Linked DNA regions of Homo sapiens: region 2 is linked to region 1. The links are chromatin loops, found by intact Hi-C in ENCODE. Cell type or tissue: dorsolateral prefrontal cortex. All regions are shown on one strand. Each heading gives the region's core, and the rest is flanking DNA. Links, peaks and the distances in the headings are about the cores only.

Region 1 (12,725 bases), core at 3,009-11,008:
CATTTAGGTCCTGCCATGTGACTTAAATTCAACCAAGCATATGTGGCTGGATGTAATGCAAGCTTCTTATAGGTCTGGCCCAAAGAACCTCCAAATCAACATCCTCTTGTTCCACCTGCCAGCCAGAATTACAGATGCCAGTGGAGAAGGTGGTGGAGCCAAAAGAAGATCGGAGCCTGGATCCCTGAGTCACTGCATGGAAGGCAGCTGCTCAACAACCATGTGAGCTGGAAAACAACTTCTATTATGTTAGCCATGGAGACTTAGCAGCGTAACTGTCAGTTCCAGTTTGCCTGTAATTGTCCTGGTTTTAGCACTGAAAGTCCTGCTTCCTGGGGAACCCCTCAGTCTTAGGCAAACCTAAATCTAATCACCCTAGATTTGGAGGTCATTTGGTATAGCAATTGAGCTGCCCTGACTGGTGTGTGACTTATAAGATCACACACCAATCTTATAAGATGGGTATTACTATTATCCTCATTGTGTAGATGAATAAACTGAGGCTGGGAAGAAGTTATTTCTCAAGGTCATCTTCCAGAAGGCTACTTAGCTAGTAGGGGAGCCAGGAATTAACGAGGAAGTCTGTCCCTGAGTTTGCACTTCAAACCATAAGGTTGCACTTTCTTTTCGGGGTCCTAGTGAAAAATGAGAAAGGAAAAATCTGGTGGAAATGCATCTCAAAGGCAACCTGAAAACTCCTACTTCAGAATCCACCTATCACATCTGTGTCTATTCATGGTTCCCTGATTATCCAAGGCAGACAGAAGCATGTCCCTCTCTGGGGAATTCTCAAAACATCCTCTCCCTATAATATCTGCAAGCTGTATCTTAAATCAATTTTTCCACAGTGGAGGGTGGATTCCACAAAGATGGAGATGTTGTTGTTTCAGATTTATATTCCCTGGAATCCAACACTACCTCCAGCCTACAGTAGATGTTTAAGAAATGTTTATTGTGAGACCCAAACATTTACCAAGAGCTGAAGGACAGTGCAAAGGAGAGTAACAGAGAGATGCACAAACCAGAACAAAGTAGAAGAGATGCGTGGAGAGGCAGAGACAGACGTGGCAGAGAGCCATGGTCATCACAACCCCTCCGAGTCCTTATCCATAAAGTGAGGATCATGATCTGGCTCTCTGCGGTCTAACAGACCAGCCTGCGAGTTCTTCTCTGTCGAGTCTGCAGTGGTCAGAGACAGCTCTGAGCCAAGGGCTGGTGTTCTTGGTGGGAGAGTGATGAGAGACATCTCGAACGAGACCTGGTGAGCTCAGCGTTCTAATTTGGATTCTTCAGGAAACATCTGATTACTTGGCACAGGGAGAGGCACTGCCCAGCCCAAACCGATGATTTTCCTTTTGAACAAAGGGATAAGTCACTGTGATCCCCTGTTAACTGCCTGGCAGGATTCCTTGGGTGTACCAGGGAGTTCTCCATGCAACTTGGGTATCACCGGGAACTCCCTACCTTCCTGGTTGGAATATGTCCCTTTATTTCCCCAGGAAAGGATCCCAGAAAAGGAGAGACCCGAAAACCTGAGCTGACTGGACACAAGGAGGAGAAGGGACGGGCTTCATCATCAGACACACAGGACCCTTTCATTTCTGGAGATGCGATTCGATGTGTCAGGCTGTAGTATGGGATAGGGGTCTGGCTTAGCCCTGTCTTCCATTTCTCCCAGCCCACTGACTAGTTCATGGGTGAGCACTGGACCCAGGCTGATCCAATCTGTGCAAATCCTGAGACTTTTGTAGATTCTTGCTGGCAATGCTGATCTGGTAGGATTTCACCCTTGAGGTGTTGGATACATCTTTATCAGCACAAAGGCAGAGCCTGCCAGACAGTGAAGCCAATATAGAGGGAAGCCAAGAGCTGGAGGGCTTCCTGAACACATTAAGCCCCTGGATCTACCTATACCTGAAGCTGGAATTTCTTGAACTTTTTTGTTACTTGAGCCAATAAGTCCCCATTTGTAGTTTAAGTCAGTTTGAGTTGGAATTCTGTTATTTCTCGCATAATGAACTGGACTGTATATTTTTTCTGTTAGTCAACACTACCAAGAAGCCAGCATAACTGGGGAAAAAATAGTCTCTTCTAAGGCGGGTTACTGGGAGAATTATATCAGACAGCAGAATTCAGAAATGCACCTGAGAGACCTGCTTAGTCAAAGTCCAGCTTCTAGGAAGGCCCATTATTTAAACTGTCTTGAACTCTCTCTGTGCTGGTCACTGGTTAATGGTGCATTTGTCTTCAGGCCCACTGCCTGCCCTTCTGCTGGGCTCTGTCCCAGGGAGCCCGGCCCCAGCTTCCCCAGACTCCCTTGTCTTTGGGCCAGGTTTGGCCAGTCCAAGCCACTGCTGGGGCCATGGAGCATGGAAGAAGGGAGAAGCCAGGGTTTTTCTCACCCTCTTTTTCTGCCAGGGGGCAAGGCTATGCCTTTTCTGTGGCTCTGGCACCCTCTGTGGTCTCTTAGGCCAACCTTAGCCTTGCTGGCTCGCTCCACACCAGTCTTCAGCCTGGCCCGCCAGCCGGCCGCTACGGGGTGATGAATTACTTTCTTCCCTGGGAAAATGAATGTTAAAGTTACCTGTTCGTCCTTTGCTGCTAGCTTCAGTGTGGTTAGGAGAAAATAGTTAACCCATTTAAGAGTAAATATTTTGAGGTTGAACTTACCAGAGACAGAGCCAAGCAGGTTTCCACCCCATGAAAGCAAACATGGTTCAGTAGCATCCCCACAGACCTGCCATTTCGCTGCTAAATGGGAAAGTGTCTGCTAATGATATTGGCATTCTGGTGACTGGAAGAAGTCCTATTCAGGACAACACCAGGACAAAGTTCCCAGTATTTTGGTTCATATGCATGTAATAGATCAGCCCAGGACAAAGTTTCTAGTATTTTTGTTCATATGCACCTTATAGATAGCCCAGGACAAGATTTCTAGTATTTTGGTTCATATGCATGTTATAGGTCAGTTACATTGATCTATGTACTAGCTGGGGTACAAGAACATGTGTAAAATATGTTGATTTCTTATGCCTGTGTAAGGTTAATGGCCTAAGCCAGAATTACTCAAGGGCTTTTCAGGGAATCCGTGTCCTCATGTGCCCTGCTCGCCGTGCTTAGATTCCAAAAAGATACAGTGCAAGGAAAGGTGAGGTGAGCTGCACAATTTTTGTTCCGGAACAATCCTCTGGTCATGAATCCCAATACTTTTTACTGCCCTGATAAATTAGATGGGCATTTACTGCCTTCTCTTTGCAGTGTGGGAACACAGGCCTAAGAAGAAAACAAGAAAGGAGGGAGGAGGGATGAAGAGGTAAGCGGTAAATGTCAAAGTCGGCCTGGCCCAAGCCCTGAGACACGAGAGCAGCTTGTGAGCAGTTCCAGGTTTCAGGAGGAATCTGTCATTCATTTCCAGGCACGCCATGTACTTGAAATGTCATTGTCTCTCACCTGTCTGGGGGAGCTGAGCAAGACTGAGGCTCATGTAGGCTCCTTCCTCCCCGCATTCCCTGTCAGCCACTGTCTACCTCTGTCCCCAGCGGAGGAAGGTGATTGGTGGACATATTGATGTGTATGGAGGGGGATGCATCCTGATTCCACGAGGGAAGAATATGGGAACTCTACGTTTGAGATCATCCCAGACCTCACCCTTTGTGCCTCTTCATTTGCCTGGTCCTGATTTGTAACCTTTATAAGATCGTAACCATCCATATAGCACTTCCCTGAGTTCTGCGCATTGTTCTAGTAAATTAGGAAAACTGAGTGGCTCGTAGGAATCCCTTATTTGTAGCCAGTTGGTCAAAAGTGTGGGTGGCTGGACCCACAAGTGAGGGGTGCAGCACCCACTTGTCCCTCTCACCCTGCATCAGCCAAGTGGGATGAGAAACAGCCGGATGCCAATGGCCAAAGGGAGCTCTTGCATGGTCCACGTGCCGTTGAGGTTTGGCTCTGCCAGGGGAATGGACAGACCTGGGCTCAGTCCTGGCTGTGCCTGCTGCTAGCGTGTTCCTTTCTGTGGCAATAAGATTGAGAACAGACTTGTGCGATCTGCTGAGACTGGGACTCATTTCCAAGTCCTCACTTGAAGTGCCCTCAGAAAGAAGTGAGGAAGGCATGCTGCAATACTTCAACGCCATTCCCAGGCACGCCACCTGGGTTGGTGCAGACTCCACAAGTTCAGGACACGGTCCCCAACAAGACTGCCCTCCCTTCACACACCAGCTCCAAGTCCGGCCACCCACACTTTTGACCAACTGGCTACAAATCAAGGATTCCTACGAGCCACTCAGGTTTCATAATTTACTAGAACAATGCACAGAACTCAGGGAAGCGCTATATGGATGGTTACAATCTTATAAAGGTTACAAATCAGGACCAGGCAAATGAAGAGGCACAAAGGGTGAGGTCTGGGATGGTCTCAAACGTAGAGTTCCCATATTCTTGCCTCGTGGAATCAGGACTCATCCCCCTCCATACACATTGACGTGTTCACCAATCAGCAAGCTCCCCCTAGGAACCCAGAACAAAAGCCAGACACATTCCTTAATAGGAAAACAGGGTGTTGGACACAATCCTATTCCAGCCACACACCAACCCATCCTCCCCTCTGCTACCGCCCAGCGGTCTCCTCCCAGGTTAGAGACCAAAATGCATCAGCAGGAAAGCCGAGGTTAATAATTTGAGTGGACAGAAATTGTTTTGCCTATGCTTTATCCATTTCTCCTCCCTTTGAGGTCAGAATGTGTGTTTTTCTTGGGAAACCACCTGTCTCTCACTCTCACCTTACTCGGGTGTCCTGGACTGACCCTAGGTGTGAGTAGGTGACCCAGGCCTGGCCAATCAGAGCATCAGATTCACCAGCTGCCTAGGACCCCAGTCGGTTCATCAAAATGCAAGTCTTAAATTGTCACTGAGATTGTTAAACAGAGAGACATTCTTTTTATGCTGGATTTTATGTTGAGATTGTTAAACAAGAGAGATATTCTTTTTATGCTGGATTTTATGTTGTGATAATAGAAGCTGAGAAATGCTTGGAGACACCATATAGAGATAATTTGCCTACATAGGGAGCCACAAAATGCAAACAGAGATAAGTGATTAAAAAGCCAGAAAGGCCGAGTCCTGATGAAAAGATTTAAGCCCTTGGATCTAGCCAGGCCTGAAATCCATCAGATCCCCTCTGGACATTTCAATCATGGATCCAAAGAATTTGTGGGAGTTTTTTTTTGTTTTGTTTTGTTTTCATTTTCTTTAAAGTCCAGCAATTTTACTTGAACTTGGTGTTGGTCATGATGGGTCACTATTCACAGGATGCAGCCTGCTCTTTTAACAAATAATTTCCAAGGTTTTGTTTTTGGAAGTTTTTTTGAATTATTATTTTCGGTATTTGTATTGCTCCCTTGCTGCATTGTCTTTTTTTTCCTTGAGAGATTCCTTTTATCTGTAAGTTAGTTCTTGTCTCTATCAACACAATTTTTTACCCTCTCTCCTAATTTTTGCTTCATCTGACCCTTCCGTCCACTATTATCTTCTCTGCCTCCTAAAATCTTTAAGACAATTATTTTATCAACAATCCCCCCTTCTCCCTAACATCTCCAGATGACTCTCCCAGTCCCTCCACGGACCAGCCTTGCCTGTAATCTGACTCTCTTTGAGGACAAGCAGCCCCTCTCCAAGGAAGCTCTCTTTGTTTCCCTCACAATTCAGGCGCTCCAAGTCTAGAGGCAGGGTCAGCCCCCTCTCTGTTTTTCATGACAATCAATATATCACTTTCCTTCTTCCTATTTCAAAAGCACATCTTGCTTGAAGCTCTTGCCATGTGTCTTTAACTCCCGTCCAACATTCTCCGCCCCTCATCTGGAAACATCCCACTCAGTCCCCTTTATTCAGTAAAGACTGAAGCTCTTGGCTCACTCTTTTTTTTTTTTCAATCTCATCTAAGGCCCTAACATCCACTCAGGTTCCAATCCTGGCTCCATCCTTTATTAGATCCATTACTGTGGGCCAGGTGCTGAATTTGCTTGTGCCTCAGTTTCCTCACTGGCAAAATAGGACTAAGTGGTCCTTACATAGTTGTTGTAATGATTGAATTAAAGTGCAGAAATGCTCAGAACAGTGCGTGGCACTAAATGTAGTCTGTTATTATTATTATCATCATTTAAATTTTTATCTGGCTTGGCTGGAGGAGCACAAGTAGGCCCTTAGCTGAAGCTGAAATGTGAAGACTTTTTAAAGAACTCTGTGATTTGATTTTGGTGTCCCAGAAGGTAGCATCCTAGAGGTATTAATTTATAAACCATTCACAGGAAATAAAGAATAAAATGTAACTCCTTGCAAGAGGGCTTGTTTATATATTTTATAAGTAGACTTTACCGCTTCCAACTACTGATCAAACCAGCTCGCCATCAACTCATGATAAAAAGTCCTCATTGGTAACAATAGGGGAGGAAACAGGAGCATTTCCTACATCCACCTTGGTGATTACCAATGTGTGAGACCTTTGCAGACCCATGGATGTACCAATATCCTCCAAGGGTGTGTTGGCATGGCCACCTCCTCCCAAGACCTCCCCATACCACACATCCCCCACCACCGGCATCTCATGCCCACACCATCTGATATGGTTTGGCTGTTTCCCCACCCAAATCTCATCTTGAATTGTAGTTCCCATAAGTCCCATGTGTCATGGGAGGGACCCAGTGGGAGATAATTAAATCATGGGGCAGGTCTTTCCCGCGTTGTTCTCATGATAGTGAATAAGTCTCATGAGATTTGATGGTTTTATAAAGAAGAGTTCCCCTACACAAGCTGTCTTGCCTGCCACCATGTAAGAAGTGACTTCGCTCCTCATTTGCCTTCCTGCATGATTGTGAGGCCTCCCCAGCCATGTGGAACTGTGGGTCCATTAAACCTCTTTCCTTTATAAATTATGCAGTATTGGGTGTATCTTTATTAGCAGCATGAGAACAGACTAATACACACCCTCTCATCCTCCCTGAACTTTCCACCGGCATATTCTATCTCTGGATTTCACATCATCACACAAGGCATTTTCTGAAAACTCCTGTCACCCCCTCCTAAAGTGATTTGTCACCAGCAAATAGAGTGATGGGAGGAGCCTCTTTATTAACCAAGAGATGATTCATAGGGCTGCACACAAAGCCTGTGAAAAGCAATGTTTATTTTCTTGAAATGACATAAAACTATCATTAATCATCCTACCCAACCCATCCTGAGCGACCTCCTCGCTTGTTTTAACTTCTACAAATTAATGTAAATCACTAGATTCAGGGTGCATATTTGGAGTGGAGGGTCAGAAGAGCCGGCCAGAAGACCTTTGCTTCTGTTTCTATAAAACATCATACACTAAGAAAAAAACACATTTCCATTTCTTTCTTTCCTATAATTGGTCAGGGGTCTTCCAAACTCGAGTCTGTTCTTTGTGAACCAACATAGCAGAATTTAATTTTGTACCCCTTCTCCCCTCATAGCTAAACCTTGAACTTACCGACTGGAGTGAACAATGAGGCCACCATATGGAGGACAGCATCCTGGTCTAGAAAAACAATCTCCATAATGCACCAGCCCATCCAAAAACAGACTGAAATTATATGTTGAAGCACAGTGGAAATTTCCTCCTGCATGTTTTATGTAAACAAGTTCATTTGTTCATTCAATGAATCCACAGTTCTTCAAAGGCTCTGTTTATATTAAAAGAAAGAAGCAGAAAAATTTGGATTGGCGGGCAGCCAGCTCTACACCTACAGAGTTGTCAAGCTGTTAGAGCAACATTCGGGAGCTCCGATGTTTATGTTGAGATGGGCTTTTAAGCCAAAAGTAAAATATTTTTTTTTGGATGAAACAGCCAGATATGTGAGCAATGGACTCACATCATCAGAGACAAAAAGACCAGTGTTTTGCAAAAGGGCAGAAGCTGAGCTGGTGATGGGCCTCAGACCTTGCGCAGGGCCCGAGGACTCTGTCTTCTCATGTCTATGGAGCAGCATCTCAGGGGTTTCTACATTAGACAGCTTTAAAGTAACAAAGAAGAGCGAGTGTCTGAGGTTAAGACCTTGACACACGATGGTCTCTAGGCTGCTGACTTGAATCCTCAGGAAAAAATCTACCCACCAAAGGCCTAAAAGTTGGGTTCTTTCCAAGTGTGATATTTTATATTTACTATTTAGAAGACCATGCAGTAATCAAATAGCAGCTTCAAGAGAGGCTCTATGAGAAAGAGTGTCTTGTATCCATCAGGATTCTGTGGTTGCAAGTGACAGAAAATCCTACCCCAGTTGGTTTAATCCAACCAAGTGTTTCATTGAATCACAGACTTGAAGCAGGATGGGGATTTTTGCTTTGGGTGTGGCTGGATCCAGGAACTCAAAGGATGTCACCATGTGGCTCTTTTTCTCTATTTTTAAACTGTGCATTCCCCTGAGTTGGCTATATTTTAGGGTAGATGTTCACTCGTATGAAGGTGGCCAGCGGCTGCTCCAGCTCAGCATCGTAACTTCTCAGCAACTGCAGTGGAAAGAGAGCACTGCTCCTGCAGTTACTGAGGCCGATACCTGAGAATTGGCCTTTAGTAACTTTAACTGGGTCACATGTGCATATCTTAACCAATCACTGTGGTCATGGGATAGAGACTTCTGATTGGTCAGACCCAGGTCACATCATAGCCCTGGACTCAACAAAACTACCTGCACAGGGAGTGGAGGAGGGGTGGCTCGCCCAGGAAAATAGGGTTCATTACAAGAAAAAAGGGAAGCGTATTTGAAGCAAGGAAAATTTGGTCTGAAAAACATTTAAAATTGTAAAAAAAAAAAAAAAAAAAAAAAAAGAAAAAAAAAACAGAAGGAAATTGGGTATGTTTACTTTGAGAATGAGAATAATCATGATTATGACGAATCCTGGAATCTTAAAGTTAGCAGCATCTTCCCAGATTGAGACCAATAGTTTCCAGACACATTTTTTTTTTAGAGCCACAGACCTCTTTTGTCAAATAAAATCTAAAGTCTGTGGGAACGTCCATGATGAAAACGGATCGACACTAAGCTATTTAGTTAAAAGAGGAAAAGGGTAAAAGGAGGAAAAAGGCCCAATGTCCCACCCTCTTAGTTCTCCCAATTCTTCCAACATCAGCTCTTCCTTGGAAATTGAGGGAAGACAATAAAAAAAAACTGCTGGGGCTTCAAAGATGACTTTAGGGAGTTAGACCCTGACCAAGAATAACATTGACTCATACCAAGAAAAACTTCTTCCCAGATCAATTCTCTTTCAACCTCATCAAGGAGAAAGTCAAAGGTTAATGCTAATACATTTTAATAAATTTCATAGCCCTTGCTAATACTCATTTGAAAAATCAGAGGTCAGGTTATCAGGATCACAGTGCTCTGTGGGTATTCGGCTAGAATTTACTATCAATATTTTCTTCTTACTGCTTTTGTTCTTACTATTTCCTTCTATTTAGGGAAATGATTCTGGTTTTCCATTTTATGATGATGACATTTACATGTGTGTATTTTCTTATTTTTTCTTTTCAGTGAAATTTTTTTTTGTATTGTGGCAAAATATACGTATCACAAAATTTATCATTTTCACTATTTTAGGTGGAAAGATCAGTGGCATTAGATGCTTTCACACTGTTGTGCAACTATTACCACATCCACCTCCAGAATTTGTTTATCTTCTGAATGGAAACTGTATACCCTCTGCAACTCCTCACTCCCTCCCTGCCCCTAGCCCCTGGAAAGTATATATTTCTTTTAAATCCATGTATATAAGTAAAACACACAGATGTAGGCAAATAAAAATGTTTCATAGATTACAGTACAGATGGTGCAAAGGGAAATGGATAAAATTGTGAGAGATGTTTGGAAAACACTAGAGGAGCTTAGCCCTCCTAAAGATAAAACCCTGTCTACAGTATCCCTGCAAACTCACAGCCATGGTTCGAACCTTGGGAATAACAGAGTTTCCTCCTTTGCAAGATGGCCTGTTTCATTTTGCACATGGTTCTAGAAAGTTCTTCCTTCCATCGAGCTTTGGCCTGAGGACTGGCACTGCACCAACGGGTGGTGATCTTTTTCCTTTCCCACTCTAATGACTTGGATATTCGGGTTTCGTGGCCGTGTTAAAGGTCTCCCTTCTTAGCTAAGTATCCCATGTTTGCTTGCAGATTAACACCAATGGTGCCGTGACATCGAGGGACCTTTTCAGCCTGCCCAACCCTGACATTCCCATCTCTGGCCACACCTGCCTGGTCTTCTCTTGGGAACTGCCTTAACTCTGCTGTCATTCATGTTGATTAGCAAGGCTGACTCTACCCCATGACCCAGAGCTGACCAATCAGAGCAGTCCATTGCCCAAGCCACAGTGATTGGCTCAAAGGTGAGCATGCAATCATGCATGGTCATTAAATCCATGAAGGTGCTCTACCCCCAGCCTCACCAACCACCTAGCCGTAGGGGCTGCCATAGATGGCTCCTTACCCTCCCTTTAATCAGTGGCTTTGGGCCTTTTAAATTCTGAAAACATGGCTGTGTCCAAAGATAAGGGACACATGGTTTTTACCCATAATTTCTTTAGTCATGATTTCTAACAGCCCCTGCCACCAAGCCTGAGCCCCATTCTAAACGAGTTAACCCATTCTAATGAGCCAATACTTGTCACCTTAGAAGGAAGATGACAAATGTTAGCTCATTTAATCTTCAGAACCCTGTGAGGTACCTCCTAGGACTATTTTTATTTTCAGGTGAGGAAACTGAGTCACAAAGGGCTGTAATAACCCGCTGAGGGTTCCACCTTGGCAGGAATTTGAACCTGGGCAGCCCAGCCCTGAATCAGTCCTCACACCACCCATGATGCGGCCCTGAGAGCTGCTCTCAATGCCACTAGCAGAGCGATGTCACGAAGTGCCACTGTGGCTTTTACTGTACAGGATTTTCTCTCTTTCAAAGTTGACTCCATGCCAGTACTGGTTGCTCTGCAAGGTCTCTCAAATAGAGTGCCTTTGATCCTGAACCTTTTCTTGGAAGCCTCTGAAGGGCTTCACTAGTCTAGGGGCCACTGCAGATGACCATCTTTCTAGCATCTCAGCTGTCTGCTCTCATATTTCATTATCTGGTCCACAAGGCTGGTAACAAACACTCAAGATAAATTCTGTCCTCCCTCTCTGGAAAATAGAAAATACATTAAAAATCTCAGCCTGTGAAACTGAAAATTCCAGCCAAGGGGCCCATGAGGCCCCAGACTGGGAAGGCCCAGTTCCCAGGAGACAGCAGAGTCCTGCTCCGAGATAACATCACCCTTCTGCCCACACATGCAGAGGCTGTAATTATACCCCTTAACCTGGGGCTTTACTTTACTTAATGAGTAATTTGCCAAAACCATGCTACTGTTTGAGGCATGAACCTGGTGTGTGAAGGGTTCATGTGCTTCTATCCCACCTGTCATCTTCCTCTCCAACATCTGGGATCCTGGGAGAAAATGTCTGTCAACCACACAGCTGCCTCCTCACCCTCCTGCCCCCAGGTACTCTCCTGGTTTCCCCAGCATCAGAGTTAGCTAATGAAAGAGGCCTTCAAAACATTTCTCAAAAAGCATGGGCATTGTGGAAAGGGGAGAGAGAAGCTGGGTTTAGCAGTGAGCATTAGTAGGGGCCATGGTTGGTCAGAGGACATTCCACACCAAGGTGCCATCATGCAGGAGAGTTTGAGGACAGCCAGAAAGTCCTGTCTCTTCCTAAAGAGGAGACTACATTCATTGGGCCCACTCTCCTCAAGGAGGTTGCAGGAGTGAGATGGTTTATTAGGGCCAAAAATGGACCTCAGTGAGTTGCTGAATAGAAGGCCTTTGAATTGGCCAAAGCATCGTTGTTTGAGGAATAGATAAGCGTTCGTGCTCCTTTCCTTAAAGATCTTGGAAGAGACAAAACCCAGGGTCTAGCAGAAACTGCTTGCTGCCCACCCCCTATCTAGTCTTCTCTTCTTCTTTGGAAACAGAACCCCCAGTTTAACTGGATACAGGGCTCCCTAGAAGGAAGATGACTTTGCCCACCCTCCCTTTACTAGGTGAGGTCATGTGATAAAGTAAAGATCAATGTCATATCATAAGAAGTCTCTGGTGAGGCTTCAGGGTAGAGAACAGGTTCAGGAGGAATATACACCTTTTGTGCTCTGATTCCATTCCTCATTCTAGCTACCTGGAATGTGGATGTTATAGTGGTGCTCGCAGCCATCCTGGATTATGAAGTGGCCATGAGGACTAGGAAGTGAACCCGCATGGATACCGAAATCCACAAACGCTCAAGTCCCTTATACAAAATGAAGTAGTATTTGCATATAAGCTATGAATATCCATAGAGTAGCAGAAATAGGAAAGTTCTGTGGACCCTATTGACTTCATGGAACTTCCGTATCAGTCATGGACTGTTTATCTCTCAAACTTCCTTTAAGTAGAGTATAGGAGTGCATCCCTGTGTCGAAGGCTCTCTTGTATTGAACTTTCTGTTCTATGAGATTGGATCTACCCTTACTGATATAGGGGACTCATGAGGCTTCTCAGGGAGGGGCAGAGCTCTGAGGATCAAGCCAACACTCCACAGCTTGCACTTCAGGTCTCTCGTGGTCAGGGACCAACACTTCCACTGAACGCCATGCCCTCCTGCCCCAGGACCTACCAGGCTCTCCACCCAGCCTCTTCCTTTGCACCCTTCCTGTGCT
Region 2 (12,725 bases), core at 2,991-10,990, 64 kb before region 1:
CATTGTCCACGCAGCAGAGAGAGTGACATCAGATCACGTCACATTCTAGAGTGGCCATTTCCCTCTTCCCTCCTTAATAATCATCCTGCATGCTCATGAGTGCCCTCAGAGTCTGTTTTCTGGGACTCTTACTTGTGACAACACCACATTCTCTATGACATTACTCACTCCATTTCTTTCATAACTTGGACCACCTCCTGACACTATATTGTTCATTTACTGCCTTGTACGTCCTCCATCTGCTCTGTGAGGGAGGGACCCTCTTGACCTTATTTGTTGGGTGCCTAGCACTGTACCTGGCATACGGCATGTGTTCAATAAATGTCAGTTGGAAGGAAAGAAGGAAGACAGGGAGGGAGAGAAGAAGGGAGGAAGAGAAGGAGGGAGGGAGGGAGGAAGGGAGGCACTCTGATATGGCGACTTTCTTCAGAAATGCTGATATCCAGTGAGTAGGACTAGAATTCACCACTGTCATCTCCAGTCTGCAGTTTCAAAGGAAGCCACATGGGGCTGGGTAAGAGGGGAGGGCCACAGCTGGATCAATCATTGTATAGATGTGGATACTGTGATCGGTATCTTTATCTGGGCATTTTTTTCTATTAAAATTTTTTTAAAGTAGTGTATTTATTCTAGGAAATTCAGGTGTAGTTTTCTGTCCTTTCTCTATGCATGCATTAGATAAATCTACCTATCCACAGGTTTTTATCACTGAATCACAGTGCAGTTTTAAAATTTTCACATCAATGCACACATTTCTGCAGCATCATGTTTACGGGCTGCACAGCCCCTCCATTGTGTGGTTGTGTCGTATTTTTTCACTGGTCCCATCATTTCATCATGGTGATTAAGAGAAGATCATAAATGCCTGAGTTCAAGCCCTGGCCCTTCCGCTTACTCACTGTGGAACCTTGAGCAAGTCATTTAATTTCTTTGTGTCACAGTTATACCACCTCTAAAAACGTGATAGCAATAGTATCTACCTCAGGGTTTTTTTTTTTTTTTTTTTTGAGAATGGGAAGACTTAAAATATGCAAAGAGTTTAGAAAAGGGCCGGCTCATGATCCCCTAAGCTCTGGCCCCAGATGCTCCTTTCTTCCCTCTCTGTCTTCCTTCTGTAGGTGCTGGTCTATGCCTGAGACCCCAGTGACCACTGCTGCCTCTCTGACTCCCAAAAAGTCACTTCCAGTTGTTCTCCCTTATCTGAGTTTCAGATCCATGTATTCAACTGCATATTTTGTTTTTCCCTCTGGTTGCCTCTACTTTATTAACTCTTCCTTTCACCCATCTACCCATCCACCCACCCATCCACCACCCACCATCCACCCACCCCTTCACCCTTCTACTCACTCACCCACCCATCCACTCATTCATGCACCTGCCTATCGCCCCATCTGCCCGTCCATCTGCCCATTCATCCATTCACCAGATTACCACCATGCTCTACAGCCTCTCATTGGAAGAAGTTGTACGCCAACATTCCTTGAATAGATTACAAGAGCCCAAATGATCAGCTCCCAATACTTCCTGACTTCATCTCTTGCTACTCTTCTCCCTCACTTGCTTAGTTTCAGCCACACCAGCTTCCTTGAGGATCCTCAACCACTGTCAGGCACACAACTGCCACAGGGGCTTTGTTCTTGCCTTTTCCTTGTTTCCTTGCCTGGAATATTTTGCCTAAATTATCCACATAATCACCTGCTCTCTTCCTATAATGCTTTGCTCAAATGTCAAGTTCTCATAGAAGCTTTCCTGACACCCTTCCCCACTTTTTTAGAAGCAGGGTCTGTCTCTGTTGTCTAGGCTGCAATGCAGTGGCATCATCACAGCTCACTGCAGCCTTGACCTCCTGGGCTCAGGAGATCCTCCCACCTCAGCCTCCAGAGTAGAGGTGTGCACCATCATGCCCAGCTAATGTTCCTATGTTTTGTGGAGATGAGGTCTCATTATATTGCCCAGGGTGGTGTTGAACTCCTGGCCTCAAGCAATCATCCCTCTTTGGCCACCTGATTAGCCGGTACTAGAGGTGTGCTACCATGTCTGGCTAATTTTACAAAAATATTTGTAGAGATGGGGTCTTACTATGTTGCCCAGGCTGATCTCAATCTCCTTGGCTCAAAAAATCCTCCTTCCTTTGCCTCCCAAAATGCCAGGAGTACAGGTTTGAGCCACCATGCCCAGCCTGACCTCTCTTTTTAAAATTGCAAAGTACTCCCCGCAAACTATATCTCCATCTCTTCCCTTATTGTTCTTCATAAACCCAAACACAATCTGACATGTTGTGTATGTTACTTATCTATCCTGTTCCTACTCTGTCTGCCCTGCTAGAAGGCAAGCCTCATAAGGGCCAGGAGTTTTGCTCTTTTTAAAAACTACTGTATTTCTGGCACCGGGAACAATATCTGTCATATAGTAGCCACTCAATGAAAGAAAGAATGAATGAATTCAGGCAAGAAATGGTACCTTAGAGTAAGTTTATGAAATTGAAAAATGAATAAATTTCAGAGATATCGAAAGAAAAGTTTCCCATTATTGTTTCTTATATCCAATAAACTTTTTCTTTGTGCCTTCCATATTTATGTTTACAAATCCCCCAATATTATGTAAAATTCATTTATTTCCTTCCAGGACTTACATGTTTTCTACACTTAATTTACCAACATATCCGGAGTGTATTTTGATGTACAAATGAGATACGGATCAGATTTAATATTTTTATCTAGATCATTAAGCACCTTCAAAATGATCTGAATACCATTTATTGAATAATCCATCTTCCTCCAAATAATGGAAATGCAACCTTTATCACATTGCAAAGTTTTATATCTGCAGGTCTTTTTCTGAATTTTCTATTGAGTTTTCTTGCTTTGTTTCCAATCAGCCTGACACTTCAGTTATTACAATTCCGTGTGTGAGAATACCTGGTATAGCTAAATCCATAATTTCTTTTCTTTTCTAAAAAGGATTTTTTTATGACTTAAGTTTTCAAATTCACTATAGACCATTTCCCTCATGATAATTTACTGGAATTTCACATTTTATAGATTGAGAGGAAGGAAATAGGTATCAAGTCAATATTAACTCCCATGCTATGCATGTTATTATTTGATTTTTTGTTTTTATGGTTTTATTCATATGGATCCCAAAGACTTGCTATAATAATATCAAAATGTTGTATGTTGCAGTTTAAAATTGGATTTGTTTCTGTTTGTGGTTTAACTACCATTCTTTTTGCTTTTGTTTTTTTTGAGACAGGTTCTGGCTCTGTTGCCCAGGCTGGAGCGCAGTGGCACAATCTCTGTTCACTGCAACCTCTGCTTCCTGTGTTCAGGCAGGCTTTCTGTCTCAGCTTCCCGAGTATCTGGGACTACAGGCACGTGCCACCATGTCCGGATAATTTTTGTGTTTTTTGTAGAGATGGGGTTTCACCATATAGCCCAGGCTGGTCTTGAACTCCAGGACTCAAGCGATCTGCCTGCCTCTGACTCCTAAATTGCTGGGATTACAGGCATGAGCCATGGCGCCCGGCCACATGCTAATTGTGTAGCCCATTGGAATTCTGGCCACAATTACAAGCTCCAAAACTTCTTGTAGATTCTCTTGGGTTTTCCTAGTAGGTCATCTGCTAATACTCTGTTCAAATTCCTGCACCTCTCACTCTCTGCCTGAGCATCTGGGTACTGACCATGTGCTGCCCTGTGACACTTTTCCCATCACTATCCTGAATGTCACTTGGTGCCACTCTTTCTGTTCAGCAAGTTACATGTTTGTGTCTTGGATCTACATCTTGATTTTAAGGTTCTGTACATCCGGCCCAGAGCTGCCCACACTGCAGCCACCTAATCAATAAGTGTTGATTTATCTGATTAAAGAGCAAGACTAGAGGTAAGAAATCCATGAGCTGAGTTCTTCCTCTCATGTACTGAGAGCGTTCTGAGTCCGGATGTGTCACAGGCGATTTTTCAAATAGTAGGCAAAATTTGGAATCTGGCTAAGGGTTCAGTCCTTAGGAACAGCAAGCCTTGTGTAATACTCATGGTGCTCCAGGTATTGGTCTATGGACTTTATGTATATTAACTCATTTAATCCTCAGAGCAATCTGATGGAATCGGTGCCATTATTGTACCCGTTTTTCATGTGAAGCTTTTAAACACAGAGAAGTTAAATCACTTGTCCTAGGTGACACAGGTACAAAAAGACAGCCAGGATTCCAACCGAGGCAGTGTGTCTCCAGAATTCGTGTTCCTAACCATCACACCTACTGTCTCTTGGAGGGATACATGTACAGGTTTTCATGTTGGTCTCATCAGTACAACCTGTTAGGCAACCTCCTGACTTTGACCTTTTGGGTGCCAGGCAGTTTTCAGTCCAACCCAACATACCTCTTCAGTCTATTCTAGTCCCCGTTTTATTCTCTCTCTCCACAAACAGCCTAGCCTGCCTGACCTGGAAACAAAGACTTTCTCCTATTTTTCAGGGCCCCATTTCTAAGGCACCAGCTGGAGCTATTGTGTAATTAGAGCAGAAGTTTACCCTACCCCCACAGAGCTTGGGTCGTTCTGTAAAATCATTATTAAATGACTGCCTTTATAGGGCCCTGGGCAGAAGTAAGAATTACAGGGCTCTTGATAATAGGGAACGGGATGCCAAGCAGCATGGCCTGGCTGCATGTGCAGCACTTGGTTTCACCACCAGCTGATCAACAGGTTGCCAGTGACCTTCCTGGTGATGTGATTGATCACAGAGGTGGTGGGTCTTGTGGGGAATGCCAGCTGAGATTCCCAGCTGGACTGGTTTGTCTAATGGTTCTGATTTCCTGTTGTAGAAAACAGGAGCTAATCAAAGGCTTGGCTGTTGATGCTTCCAGTTAAGCAGCTTGAAGCACCGGGGAGCATCCCATGTCTCACTCCACCTGCATCAGGGTCTGTCAACCTGGTGATAATCCATGTATATCCAGGTCTTCACCCTAATGCAGATAAACACTGATCTGTGGGCAGCATCCACTTTATCAACCTGGCTCAGTCAATCCTGAAGACCCTCTTCTATTCTAGAACAATGGAGCAGGACAGGATATTGGAGATCAAGTTCTTTAATCCATATTTTTACTGACAAGCAAAAGGTTGGACCAAATAGGCAGGGATGAAGGTAGATGGAGGGGTATAGAGCCAAACTGGCTTTCTGCAATAGGAAATTGGAATATGTAATGCCCAGAGCTGCCCTCCCCAGTCTTTTCCTAAAAACATTGGTATTTTCCTTTTTTTTTTTTTTTTTCCTGAGATGGCGTTTCGCTCTTGTTGCCCAGGCTGCTTCAACAAAAGGTTCAAGAGGTGGAGGGCTAGTCCCAAGACCACACAGGAAGCCCATCTGAGAAGATCTGATCCTCTCTTCCTGGGGGATCTTCTCCAAGATAAAGGCTTTAAACATCTCTATGCGCACAGCTCCCACATTTGTATCTCTGGCCTGAAATTCCCCTGGATTCAGAACTCATGCACTCAGCTGTCCAGACATATCAAGACTTAATCTGTTCAAAATGAAACTCTTTATTCCTGTGCTACAATCTGAATGATTATGCACTCCCCTCCCCCAAATTTATATGTTGCAATTTGAACTCCCAAGGTGACGGTATAGAAGGTGGGCCTTTGGGAGGTGAATAGGACTTAGGGGTAGAGCCTCGTGAATAGGACTAATGCCCTTATAAAAGAAACCTCAAGGGAGTTCATTCACCCCCTTCTACCAGGCGAGGATACAGGGATAAGGTGCTAACTGAACCAGGAAGCAGGCCCCCGTCATCCACTGAATCTGATGACACTTTGATCTTGGACTTCCCAGCCTCCAGGATTGTGAGGAAGAAATTTCTGTTGTTGACAAGCTTCCCAGCCTATGGAATTTTGTTATAGAAGCCTGATCAGACTGAGACATCCTCTGTCTAAACCTACTTCTTCTGCAGCCTTTCCCATCTCGGCCCAAGCAAGTCCATTCTTCCAGGTGCTCAGGACCAAACCCTGGGCACCATCTTTCTCTTCTTCCTTTCTCTTATATGCCACATCCAGTCCACCTGGAAATTGTGTAGGCTTTATCTTCAGAATATATCCTGAGTCCAGTCACTTCTCACCACCTCCACTGCTCCCACTTTGGTCCAAGCTACTATTAGCTCTCATCCAGTTTTTGCAACAACCCCCTCACTGGTCTCTCACCTCCTGTCCTCCACCTGCCACCCCCATCCTGACCTCTTCGCCTTGTCAGAACATTCTGTGTGATACATTGATACACAGAGCAGACTCATGATTCATCTGCTTATAATGTTCCGCTGATTTCACATCTCATTCTGAAGGAAAGGTGATGGGGGAGAGGAAGAGAGCAATGGGCAAGAGTTCAGAGAACTGGCTCCCATGCCACCCTCATCCCTGACTCTGGAAAAGTGGGCATCTATCTCCATGACCCAGTTTCCTCTTCATATGGTTTGACTCTGTGTCCCCATCCAAATCTTATCTTGCGTTGTAATCACCACATGTCAAGGGAGGGCCCTGGTGGGAGGTGATTGGATCATGGGGGCCATTTCCCCATGCTGTTTTCGTGATAGTGAGTGAGTGCTTACGAGATCTGATGGTTTAAAAGTGTGGCACCTCCCCTCTTGCTCTGTCTCTCCTGTGGCCATGTAGAGTGTGCCATGGCCTTCTGCCATGATTGTAAGTTTCCTGAGGCCTCTCAAGCCATGTGGAATTGTGAGTCAATTAAACCTCTTTTGTTTATAAATTACCCAGTCTCAGGTAGTATCTTTACAGCAGTGTGAAAACAGAGTAACACACCTCTCATCTAAGATCCCCTCTTGTTTTAAGTTGTTAGATGTGTATATTTTAAGAGGTGGAGGAGTCAGCAGTCTGTGTATCCCCAAAACTCTCCTGCACCCCTCTCTGACTCTGCTTGGACCTGTCCTTCCTGATCCACTCTCCAGGGCTCCTGGCCCCTTTGCCCTCATCCCCTCCTCCTCCGGCTTCACAAAGATCCATCATTCCTTGCAGGCCTCTGCTGATTCACAAGCTCCCAGAGACTGTGGCAACAGCTGCCTTTGAAATATTGAAAATGAAAAAAAAAAAAAAAGCTTTTCAAAAAGTAAACAAATGCACAGGAGAGTGGGAAGGAGTTCTCCAGCGGGAAGTGGTTGGTGACTATATTGATACAAGGGAGGTGAATTTATTTTCTTTTTTCTATTTTTTTTGAGACGGAGTCTCGGTCTGTCACCCAGGCTGGAGTGCAGTGGTGCCATCTCGGCTCACTGCAACCTCCACCTCCTGGGTTCACGCCATTCGCCTGCCTCAGCATCCTGAGTAGCTGAGACTACAGGTGCCCGCCACCACGCCCGACTAATCAGCTAATTTTTAAATATTTTTAGTAGAGACAGGGTTTCACCGTGTTAGCCAGGGTGGTCTCAATCTCCTGACCTCGTGATCTGCCAGCCTCAGCCTCCCAAAGTGCTGGGATTATAGGCGTGAGCCAGTGCGCCTGGCCTGTGAATTTATTTATTTATTTATTTATTTATTTATTTTTATTTTTTTCGAGACGGAGTCTCGCTCTGTCACCCAGGCTGGAGTACAGTGGCATGATCTCAGCTCACTGCAACCTCCACCTCCCAGGTTCACGCCATTCTCCTGCTTCAGCCTCCTGAGTATCTGGGACCACAGGCGCCTGCCACCACACCCAGCTAATTTTTCGTATTTTTAGTAGAGATGGGGTTTCACCGTGTCAGCCAGGATGGTCTCGATCTCCTGACCTCATGATCTGCCTGCCTCAGCCTCCCAAAGTGCTGGGATTACAGGCGTGAGCCATCGCACCCGGCCATGAATTTATTTTCTAACCAGGCTATGCAAGTGCAAAAACCAAGCCAGGCAATGAGTTCACAACATCCTAAAAGTAATATCTGACTATGTGGAAAAGGATTAAAGTCTACATTTACTCAGGATTCTCCAAAACAGATCTGAGGCAGATCTCCAAACCATTACCTCTGGATCCCTCCCACCTGCTATCTACTTAAGTTCTAGCCTCTCTCTCAAGCCCCAGACTTTATTTGCTGTCCATTTAAACCTGGAAGATTCAAACAAAATTACCTTTTCTTTCCCATCCCCGATACAGCGTCTCCCCAGACTTTCCTATTTCCATGCAGACCCCACTATCCTGTGAGTTGTCCAGGTTCAAAGACATTCCTGTCATCTGTGGCTCCCTGGGGGTTGATTAGGATGTTTTGGGCAACTGGGAACAGCACCTCCTACCATCAGCAGTCAGAAAATACCAATGCTGGCTGGGCGAGGTGGCTCACGCCTGTAATCCCAGCACTTTGGGAGGCCAAGGAGGGCGGATCATCTGAGGTCAGGAGTTAGAGACCAGCCTGACCAACATGGTGAAACCCTGTCTCTACTAAAAATACAAAAAAAAAAAAATAGCTGGGCGTGGTGGTGTGCGCCTGTAGTCCCAGCTACTCAGGAGGCTGAGGCATGAGAGTCGCTTGAACCTGGGAGGCGGAGGTTGCAGTGAGCCAAGATTGCACCACCGTACTCCAGCCTGGGCAACAGAGTGAGACTCTGTCTCAAAAAAAAAAAAAAGAGCTTTACTTACTCTAAATAATATTTTGTGTCCATATCTACACATAGATAACAACAAATCACTATCATTTTTGGTATGGGCATGTGTAGATATAAGTATTAAATCAATTTCCTACCTTTTATCCAGTTATGGTTATATCCCCTATCAGTGATGTAACTTCAGCCAAGATAGAAATTTATCTCACAAAAAGCAAGACTGGGATGGGTGCAATGGCTCACACCTGTAATCCCAGCACTTTGGGAGGCTGAAGCGAGTGGATCACTTGAGGTCATGATTTCGAAACTGGCCTGGTCAACATGGTGAAACCCCGTCTCTACTAAAAATAAAAAAAATTAGCTGAACATGGTGGCACACACTTGTAATCCCAGCTATTCGGGAGGCTGAGGCATGAGAATCACTTGAACCTGGGAGGCGGAGGTTGCAATGAGCTGAGATCACGCCATTGCACTCCACCCTGGGCAACAGAGCAAGACTCTGTCTCAAAAAACAAAAAAGTAAAAACAAAACTGGAAGTTGTCAGTCTAGGGTGGCGTTAGGGACTTTCATTTCCTTCCAGAGGACATTCTGCTATCCGCAGGGTAGAAGCCTAATCCTCAAGGTTCAAGGTGACAAGAATAGCTCCAACCATCATATGCTTATTCCAGGAAGCAGGTCAAAGGATGAACAACTAAGAAATGACACTAAAGATATATGTCAGCCCATCTGCATTGCCTAAAGGAATAACTGAGGCTGAGTAATTTATAGAAGAGAGGTTTAATTGGCTCACAGTTCTGCAGGCTGTACAAGCATGACACCACCATCAACTCCTGAGGAGGCCTCGGGAAGCTTCCAATCATGGCAGAAGGTGAAAGGAAGCAGGTACATCACATGGCGAGAGAAAGAGCAAGAGAGGGAGGAGGACATGCCAGGCCCTTTAAACAACCAGATCTCCCATAAACTCAGAGCAAGAACTCTGTCATTGCCACTGGGACAGCACCAACCCATTGTGAGAGGGATCTGCCCACATCACCAAAACACCTCCCACCAGGCCCCACCTCCAGCATCAGGGATCACATTTCAACATGAGATTTGGAGGGGACCAACATCCAAACCATATCAAGACAGAAGTTACAGAAAGGGGTTTCCAAAAATGCCACCCAATACTTTTATTACCTCCCATTGGCCAGAACCTGGTCACATGGCCACAACTCATGGCAAGGAAGCCTGGGAAAATGTAGCCTGTGCCCACTCACTAGGAGAGGGGAGCACTGGTGCCAGGGTGCAGGAACACCAGTGGGCATTCATACTTCCTACTTCGTCTTATAAAAATCCTTAGAGATTCATCTTTGTGTATTTTTCTGACTATTTCCTAGGGATAAATGCCTATAAATGAATTTGGGACCAAAAGTTATGCACTTTCATTGGCCAATTGCCAATTGCCCTCTAGAAAGCTTGTACTAATTAACTCACACAAGAGGTGGGGTTCTATTTCATGAAATGTTTCTCCACCCCATATTTCCTTTTAATCCACACCCTTTGGTCTTTATTAGGCTTACACATCTCTTCAGAATCCCTGCTTCCTACATTATAATCTTGGGATTTAATACATGTTTTTCATTCAGGTTATTATCAATATCAGATTTATCTGACTATGCATGAACACAGCCACAGATTCAGGGAAAAAGATGTATCTTTCAGCGCTGAAGAGAATAAAAATTAATAATCCTCAGAGACTTTCAAACTGAAGTGGGCAGGGAAGGGTGGAAAGAACCGATCTCATTCTATGAAGAGCATGCAGGGATTTTCACAGAGCATGTAGTGCTGAGTACAGCACACCAGGCACCCGGGGACACCCAGAGAGCAGCCTTTCCTCAACACAAGAGGAGTGAGCACCGCACAGAGCTGCAGAAAGGGAATCCCAGATGGGGTAACAGCAGATACAAAGACCCCACGGCAGGCCCTGGCCTGGCCTGCTGGAGGAGCAGAACGGAAGCCAGTGGGTCTGGAGTAAAGGGGACCAACTTGTCCCGGTTTGCCCAGAACTTTCCTGGTTTTAACACTAGAAATCCCATGTCCCAGGAAACTTCTGAGTCTCAGCCAAGCTGGGATGATTTGCCTAGAACTTCCCCTATTATAAAACTGAGAGGTCTGTGCCCCATCATCCGCCTCAGTCCTAAGCAAGCTGAGGCAGTGGGTCGCCCTAGACTGGAGCAACGTGCATGATGGTGGGAAGAGCCAGTGACTCTCTTTCATGTCCTCTCTGCCCTCGATCTCAGGAGTCACCCAGGTGGGCACTGGCATCCAGGATGAAAACTTCCCAGCACCCCAGCAGTGGCCACGTGACCAGGCAGTGGCCAATGCACATGAGGCCAGTGCACAGCAACTGCCATTAGAGGAAGGAAGATTTGTGTCCTCTTGTTCTCTTCTCCCCTCCCTGCTGGCTGGTAGTAGATAGGATGGACACTGTGGGGGAAGCTACACCCTAAAGAAGTCAAAGCAGCAAGATGGAAGTACCCTAAGACCCTGAAAAATGCACAGAGAAGAATCACCCGACTGGCTTGAACTTTCATGTGAAAGGAATGAACCTCTGTCTTAGTAAAGCCACCGTGATTCAGGGTCCTTGTGATATTCACTGAGGCTGTAACATAATTGTTGAAAGAACAGGAGCGGGAGGGGAGATGGAGTCGGAGAGGCAGGCAGAGGTCAGATCACATGGGGCCTGTAGGCCAAGGCGGAGGAAGAAACAGGTGACATAGGACTCAAGGACCCCACCTGCTCCCAGGCGAAGGGAGTTTGCTGTGGGTGCCCCTCCCTGTCTGTGTGTCCAGTGTATTCATATTCTTCATACCTTGCCCATATTGGACAAATACTTTTTTCTATTCAATATTTAGAAGACATTGCATTAAATAGCAAGATGGCAGGTGAACATCAGGAAGGAACATTAGGAACATCCACGGCGTTCCATCCAGGAACCTTCACCGTGGAAACTCTTGTGCTCATGGGCGTGGTCTCAAGACACAGTCAGCTGTTGGGGATCAGAGGCGACACTCATTGTAGCAGAGAGGCAGGACCAACTGGGAGAGGGTCCTTCTGTGACAACTATTGCATCACCGGGCTGTGTGAAGTGACTCAGCTGCCAGAACTCACACAATATCATTCTACACCAAACCTCACGGGAAAAATGGTAAGTTTAAAGTTTTTTCATTAATAGCAACTCTCAGATTAATCTCTGTCCTCCATCGCTTCTCCATGAAACAACTTTTTATAGCTTTGGTTGGGTCTATTTTTCCATTTATTTTTTATTTTACTAACTGATTTAAAGATATATATTTTGTGTGTGTGATTTTGTCTCTGTCAGCCAGGATAATCATGTTTTAATTCCTATTATTATTATTACCAACATCCTTTAGTTTTTTTAGCTTTTCAATTCCTAAGGGTATTAATCAGGATCTTTCTGTCTCGTGAGATGGAAAACAAATCCAAACTGTGTAAGAGGAAAAAGAATGCACTGATCACTAGCATTGAGAAGTTCCCAAGCTTAGCTTGCTTGGGGTACAGCTACGTCTACCATTTCCAGGGTCATCCTGTAACTCTCTCTCTCTACTTCCCCAACTTTGGCTCCATGTTTAGCTCCACGACCCTCAGACTTAAACAGCAGCACTGGCTCCTCCCCAGATCTCCAGCTCCCTGACCCTCAAACTCCAACTCCAACACCAGCTCTGCCCCAGGTCTCCAGCTCCACAATCCTCAAACTACAACAGCAGCACCAGCTCCCCTGGGGATCTCCAGCTCAATGACTCTCAGACTTGGGAGGCAGCTCCAGCTCCCACCAAGCCTCCAGCTCCACAACCTTCAAACTAGAACAGCAGCACCAGCTACTCCCTGGGTCTCCAGCTCCCTCAAAATTCAACTATAGCACTGGCTGTTCCCCAGCGCCACCAGCTCCACAACCCTCAACTTACACGGTGGTAGCACCAGCTCCTCCCTAGGTCTCCAGCTACACGACCGTCAAACTTGAACTGCAACACCAGCTCCTCTTCGGCCTCCAGCTCCACAATCCTCCAACAACAACAGCAACACCGGCTCCTCCCTGAATCTCCAGCTCAACAACCCTCAGACTTGAGAGGCAGCACCGGCACCTCCCCAAGGCTCCA

Evidence for each region. A loop is a pair of places that touch in the nucleus more often than their neighbours do. Peaks named below come from ENCODE experiments on the same cell type or tissue, not always from the same donor. Only the 100,000 strongest peaks of a DNase experiment are listed, where the experiment ranks them.
Region 2: a loop joins it to region 1, with 3 times the contacts of the local background. A loop is called at or near these places in 4 of 110 quality-filtered maps.

The regions. Positions count from the first base shown.
Region 1 is chr20:48,173,107-48,185,831 of GRCh38, forward strand. No RefSeq gene overlaps it. Among named protein-coding and RNA genes, the nearest start is that of LINC00494, 180 kb to the right of the region's middle. RefSeq lists enhancers at 1,929-2,429, 2,430-2,930. In dorsolateral prefrontal cortex, for the core only: no CTCF peak of the experiment used is centred there; a DNase peak (open chromatin) is centred at 7,745.
Region 2 is chr20:48,108,668-48,121,392 of GRCh38, forward strand. It overlaps LOC105372640 (a long non-coding RNA gene), which reads left to right and starts at 11,609. Exons shown (of 2, transcript XR_936803.2): 1 at 11,609-11,755; 2 at 12,202-12,725. In dorsolateral prefrontal cortex, for the core only: no CTCF peak of the experiment used is centred there; no DNase peak of the experiment used is centred there.